Linked DNA regions of Homo sapiens: region 1 is linked to region 2. Evidence: chromatin contacts called from ENCODE Hi-C or POLR2A ChIA-PET data. All regions are on one chromosome and are shown on one strand. Each heading gives the region's core, a stretch centred on a gene start or an enhancer-like site at or near the end of the contact. The rest is flanking DNA. Distances are from core to core; before and after follow the strand shown. Region 1 overlaps LOC124901411 (a long non-coding RNA gene). Region 2 holds the start of LINC03004 (long intergenic non-protein coding RNA 3004).

Region 1 (3,183 bases), core at 446-2,945, 33 kb before region 2:
TTTTCTGAATGTGAATTAGTTAAATGCAATGAACTATCCTTTATCCTGAGACTTAGGCCCTTCTAACCCTTCTACCATTTTTGGTAATAAAATATTGTCCCTATTAGGAAAGAATGACTCCAGATGTATTTGGAGTTTTGGGGAGTTTCTTAATGCTTTTATTTTAGTAATCCTAATGCAATTCACCACAACTATCCCTTTTTAAAAATAAACAAAAATCTAAGAGTCACTGAAATAGAGTACTTCTATCCAAAGAACCATAGAGATGTTCTGGTTCCTAGAGAGCAAGACATGGTGCACAGACCTGTGGGTGAAACCCGATGGAGACCCATGGGTGAGTAATTCCCATGAACAATGACAGCCCAACAATGCAGTCTTGGGGTCTTCTGGAATCTCCCTCCTTCCTGCTGTTTACTCCCTTATCTCTCATTGAAATTGAATTGGAACTTGAGCATGATTCCTGATAGGAGGCCTCTCTCACTCTCTCTCTCTTTTTTTCTTTTGTAGAGATGGGGTCTTGCTATGTTGCCCAGGCTGGTCTTGAACTCCTGGCTTCAAGCAATCCTCCCACCTCAGCTTCTCAAAGTGGTGGGATTACAGGCTTGAGCCACTGCACCCAGCAGGAGGCCTCTCTGGATCACCAAGGTGGCTGTATCTGGTCTGAGCCAGAGTCCTTGGTGTATCTGGTTGGAGTGGTTGGAGGTGGGCTTCTGGGCCTCCCATTGTTCTTTCTGGCTGTGGCTTACCTTAAAATGCAAAAGTATCAGGATATTTCTCTAATATTCTTAAGCTCTCTGCCTGAGAGAAGAATATCAAGATCTAAGGACAAGCTTTTAGAATATTATAGGAGTGGGGCTGAAACTGCTGCTGTTTTGTGTCCTTAGTCCTCACTCACTCTTGTTCCTAGGAAATGGAAGGCACAAATTACTAGAAAAGCTTCATCAGACTTGAGTCACCACCAAAATGTCCTCGTATACCAGTTTGACCACACTACTCAGATTCCACATTTCCATTTTAACAGAGGCTTCTAAAGATGTCAAAACATCAATCTAAAGAAGTGAATGAAATTGCAGCCTCCCTCCTTGCCTGCCCAGCTGTAGTTAGGGGTTGGTGAGCCATGAGCCGGTGAGTTCCTTCCAGCCTGGGGCCTCATCAGCTGCCAACCAGCCCTTCATAGAAAAGAGCACACGAAGGGTTTTAAAAGAGGAAGATGACAACGGGATGTCTCAGAGATCTGAAAGCATTTTCAAGGGAAAAGGAAACCAAAAAAGGAAAGAAATATGTCATCAACATTTATCTATATATCCTCATCCTGTAGCTGAAACTTTGTTTCATCCAATTCCTGGTGTCATAGTTGTCTAAGGGGCCACATGATTCTCTACCAGGATGGGCCATTCTAGTAAGACTGCACCTGGCCAAAGATAAAGCTGTCTTTACATCTGGACTACTTCTTGGAATGTTTCAGATGGTCTCACATGAGCTCACCTAGAAACGTTTGCAACTCCAGGAAACAGCAGCTGCAAGGAGGAGAAAAGGGAGCTAACAGTTATTGAACAGCTTTGTGAGAGGTCATGTTTAGAAGCTTTTCAAGTGCTTTCTCTTTTTATCTTCTCAACAATCCCACGTGGTATCATCATCCTCATTTTATAGTGAAGGAAACAGATGCTCAGCGATGTTGGGTAACTTGCCCCAGGGCAGAAAGCAGAACTGGTCCTGTTCAGCCCAGGATCAAGCCGGAATTCAAATCCAGATCCTCCTGCCTCTGAAATGCTCTTTTCATAAGATTGAGCTTCAGTATATGTGGCCATCCCATACACTCAGGAAGTGGGGAAGGAGGATGTGGTTCCTGAGCCATGAAATAGTCCAGAGAGAATCTAAGAGACAGAATCAGAAAAACATTAGCCCTACAGTCATCATCAACACACAAGTTGAATAACATCAAGTTTTTAGTCCCAGGCTTCCTGTGGACTATCTTTCTGAAGTCCCCTGCTTGAAGGCCGTGCTGGATGGCCGAGCACTTTGGCATAGGAAGGAGAGGAATTTGTATTTCATTAAACAACAACAACAACAACAATTCAGAATTGTAATTCTCTTTTTTTTTTTTTTTTTGTGACAGTTTTGCTCTTGTTGCCCAGGCTGGAGTGCAATGGCGCGATCTCAGCTCACTGCAACCTCCGCCTCCCAGGTTCAAGTGATTCTCCTGCCTCAGCCTCCCGAGTAGCTGAGATTACAGGCATGTGCCACCACGTCCAGCTAATTTTGTATTTTTAGTAGAGACCGGGTTTCTCCATGTTGGTCAGGCTGCTCTCAAACTCCCGATCTCAGGTGATCCACCGCCTCAGCCTCCCAAAGTGCTGGGATTGCAGGCGTGAGCCACCATGCCAGGCTGAGACAATGAAAAGGTGGACATTTGATGAGCTTGTGTTTCTAACAGTTTATAGAGTTCAGAAACATGGAGATTTGTTTGCATGACACTTTCATTACAGAATTATTATTCAGTTGATTTATTCTTTCATTCCAGATCATTAATATTAACTGATATCAGGGGTGTTAAATATTTAGAGATAGAAAAAGAAATGTATCTAATGAGCAAAAATACATTTTAAGATTTAAAAAAAAAAAGAAATCAAATCTTTGGGATCCAACATGGGACTTTGGACAGCTCAGGATATCCGCTGGTTTCTGCCTGGGATCTGAAGACTGTTTACATTCCAGTGGAATTCCTGGGAAAGTCCAGAGCTCTCACTGCTGTGAAAACAATGGCTTATGGTGATAAACTCTCAACTGCCTCACCCTGAGAAGTGGCAAGGCCTGCAAAGTTTCCCTGGGCAGGATGGACAGGGCCAGGCAGCATTCCTAGGAAGAAATTGCCTTGTTTGCTGCCTTGAGCTGAAACTAAAGCTGGTTTGAAGGCATGCAGACTTCTGCCTGCTGAACCATGACTGGGCTTTGACAAAGGTGACTACTACACCTCTTGTCATCAACAGCTGTCATTGCTGACAATTTCCACAAGGAGTCACAGCCACTCTCTGGGCAGGCTGGGCACTCCTAAGGTATGGGAACCTTTTGTTCACTTCACTAGGAAGTCGTGGAGATGGAGCCAGTGATAGTTGGCCTTAAGCTATACTAAATCCCTCCTTTTGCAGAACAGGAAACAGAGGTCCAAGAAGTTCATTCAGTATT
Region 2 (3,250 bases), core at 446-2,945:
TATTAATTATATTCAAACCTAAATAAGTCATAAATCAAGTGAGACGTGATGTTTTCAAACTTGAATAACCTTTTCCTAATTGAATTTTTAAATTATAAATATGGCAATGCTAAGTACAACCAATATAAACACAAAAGATCATAAAGTGAAAAATAAAAATCTCCTGCCTTCTCAGTCATATAGTCCAAGAGGCAACTACATCTAACAGTTCGGGGAGTTTCCATCCAGATAGTTTTGATGCCTTGAAAATATTTTTTTCCACATACTCACAACTACCAACAGGTAATTTTTTTTTCCATTCTTTCCTTTTCTTTTCTTTTTCTTTTTTTTGTTTTTTACCCAAACTTGAATTGTAGTATCTAGATTGTCTTGCAAATTGTTTTCATCACTTAAAAATATTTTGCTGTAAACATCTTGCTAGACAGTTTTTACAATGTTCTCTTCAGGTTATTCAGACACTGGATAGCAATAAATTTTTAGAGTTCATTTTCAACATGTAATTATAAGTACTTAAGGAAAACAGGACTATATTATTTCAGTTGAACATCTCACCAAGCTCTTCTCACATTCATTTTCTCGATAATCTCTTGAAATGATGGTTTGGTCTTGAAGTTCTTGGTTATCGAAGCTCAAGTCTCACTGTGACATCACTTGGGAAGTCCAGGCTTATCCGGCTTATCCATGAACAGAAATTGCCCTGGGGATTTCAGATCTACCTCATTTGGAAAATTCAGAAAATTATGTAGAAGTCACATCAAGAAACCTTTGATTTGAAAGTGAACTCATTTATTAACTTTTCTATACATTTTTAAAAAGGAAAGTGTGTATGTAGAAGCATCTCCTTTTTTAAAAAAAAGTGCTGGAGGGCTGAAAATATCATTTTCACTTTCATTTAGTCAGGCAAAGAGTTAACCCACAATAAACAAACTACCATGTTACCAAGTAAACATAAGATAGTCAGTTTTACTTAGAAGTTGTTTTCAATATTTTATTTTAATTCAGCTGAAGGGGAAGCTAGATATTTGGCTAGCAACCTTCACCCTAACAATAAAGAAATCAACACATCTGTTCTATATCTGGCCAGGCTCTGCGGCCCCCTCAAAATTTGACACATTATTATGCTTCTCTGGGCTTCCATTATGTCATTTCTAAAACAAATGTGTTGGATGAGATTATCTTACTGCTTTCTAAAATTACAATTCAACCAAATTGTGACTTCAACCAAAACTATAATTATTTACTAAGGATAATTTGGTCTATGTTTCCTTGTATTGAACTAATATACAGTTTTTAAAAATAATTTTTAGGGGAAATGATGAGATATGTCCCCTAATAATTTAGAAATGTGATGTGATGTCCATTACCCTCTCAGAATTAAGCTATGAAGATAATGCAAAAGGGACCAAGACAAAAAGATGAAAAGTTTGACTGAAAATATTAGCACATGTAAAGGAGGGATGTATCAAAAGAAAGTTTTTGCCACCTCCGTCTTCCCCATCTCACCACCAGGGAAAATAGGGAAGGGTTTAAGGAATAAGGGAGGCACAGGAGAGACGGAAGGGTCAAGGTCAATGGGAGGTGAGTGTGGCTGCCATCCTCACCTGGTGCTCTCCACTGCTGGAGACAACAATGATCTTGGTCGTACGGACTGCTCACATGCTCAGCCAGCTAACTGAGAGAGCCATTTGCCATCCCCTGAGAAAGTAAACATTCCTCCAGTCATCCATCAGTTTAGAATAACAGACATGATTATAAAGCCAGCAACAATATTTATGGGAAACAATGTTTCTCCTAAGGACCACAGCTATAAAGTGTCACGCAACCTTCCTTCTTCTTTGAAGGATTACTGCCTTCTTACTCATGAAGAAACAAGTTTATCTAACATCATAGACTATCAAAATGTCACATTTGAAATAGTATCATTAAGGATGAAATATTCCATTCTTGCCCGGAGGATCTCAGTCACCTTGACCCAGTGAAGCAGCCTCCATTTCCAAGCCAGTTATAGAGCTTCAGATAAGGGGTGTCTAGACACAATATTCAACATCAATCTTAACTTAGTAGTTTTTAAGGAAACAGGGCCTGAAGTCCATGTCATGGTCCAGACTTGATATTGATCCTCTACTCAAAGTCTTGTTTTGTTTTGAGCCTATCAAAGCACTGCTTCATTTAATGTTCACCTTAATTCCACCCTTCCTTCAAATTCTATAATAACTCAGCTTTTTCCTTGTTTGGAAATGGTTCTATAAACTTAATTTTTCAGACTTCAGGTCTGTTCCTTTTGGTTCTAGGCTGATGGGCTAGGACATCTTGTAGATCTACCATAGTAGAGAATGCTCTGTGTGATTGTCATGTTTCTCATTATAAGTTAATTCTTTTAACTTTTAAAAAATGTTGATTCTTGCTTATAGTAGGTCTGCCCCCAAGAGATAGACACCCTATTGGGAAACAAGAAAATCATTTAATTTTAAGCCCATCAGGTGTCAAAACACTATATCTTTAAATAAGTAATGAATGAGCACTTGGTAGGCTTTAGAAGACAGCCCCAGAGACCACCTTGTGTGGACAAGTATATATTCCTCTAACTTCTACACCTTCCAGAATGATAGGAACACTAAATACTGATAATATTGTGGCTCACTGAGCTGCAGAAATTTGGCAGAACTTTTGTCTGTGGAAATGATAAAATTGACACGAAAATTTGGAGGGAGAAAAGTGCTTCATGATTTGGAGATCAATTTATAAAAAAAAGTTTTTAAACAGAAAAAGAAATTCACAAAGTATCCTCTCTAGGGTTTCTCTAAACACAGAAATTCCATTGAGTACGTTTTTCCACACTGGCCTTTGTTCGGTGCTTTGTTTCTGTGGAGAGGCTGCAGGAACTGCTGTGGGGCTGAAATGGGTCCTGACTTCAAACTGAACAGCGTATTCAAGATTTTGTTTGAATATGACTCGCTACCAAAAAAGAAAGTTTGGAAATCACTGACGTAGCACTGTTTTTATATCATCTATTACATAAGCAGGACACACTGATTTTAGAATCACAGTAACCATCAATGTTCCCAATTGCCCATGTGGGGAAAAAATGTCATTCTCAAGAACTTTGGCTTTGAATGGGTGGTTGGGAGCCCACTGGGACTAGAGCTTAGTTCCAACCTTTCTGATTTACTTAAATTGTCCTGTAAGAAGATATCATGATGAAATTTAGTTTCTATCCAACAGACGGCAGTGGTAAAACTGTTAGCTTGGA

The links. Hi-C counts contacts between places; a loop is a spot of excess contacts on that map. ChIA-PET counts read pairs that join two places held with the same protein, here RNA polymerase II (POLR2A). Pooled maps may share reads with other maps.
Region 1: a loop to region 2 is called in a map of naive thymus-derived CD4-positive, alpha-beta T cell, with 3 times the contacts of the local background. The contact joins the enhancer-like site here to the promoter of LINC03004 in region 2. A Hi-C loop is called at or near these places in 7 of 168 maps with a recorded cell type or tissue (Caco-2, GM12878, HepG2 and 4 more), 15 of 37 single-sample maps with no recorded cell type and 24 of 50 pooled maps. POLR2A ChIA-PET finds 5 or more read pairs at or near these places in 12 of 52 experiments (Caco-2, GM12878, HEK293T and 6 more).

What each region holds. Positions count from the first base shown.
Region 1 is chr6:137,697,368-137,700,550 of GRCh38, reverse strand. It overlaps LOC124901411 (a long non-coding RNA gene), which reads right to left. Exons shown (of 2, transcript XR_007059789.1): 2 at 136-1,874. Among named protein-coding and RNA genes, the nearest start is that of LINC03004, 33 kb to the right of the region's middle. RefSeq lists enhancers at 1,178-1,307, 118-1,317. Within about 2 kb of position 1,695, at least 7 of the 41 ENCODE cell types and tissues checked have a DNase peak (open chromatin) inside an H3K27ac peak, as active enhancers do.
Region 2 is chr6:137,664,091-137,667,340 of GRCh38, reverse strand. LINC03004 (long intergenic non-protein coding RNA 3004) reads right to left here and starts at 1,695. Exons shown (of 4, transcript NR_125867.1): 1 at 1,602-1,695.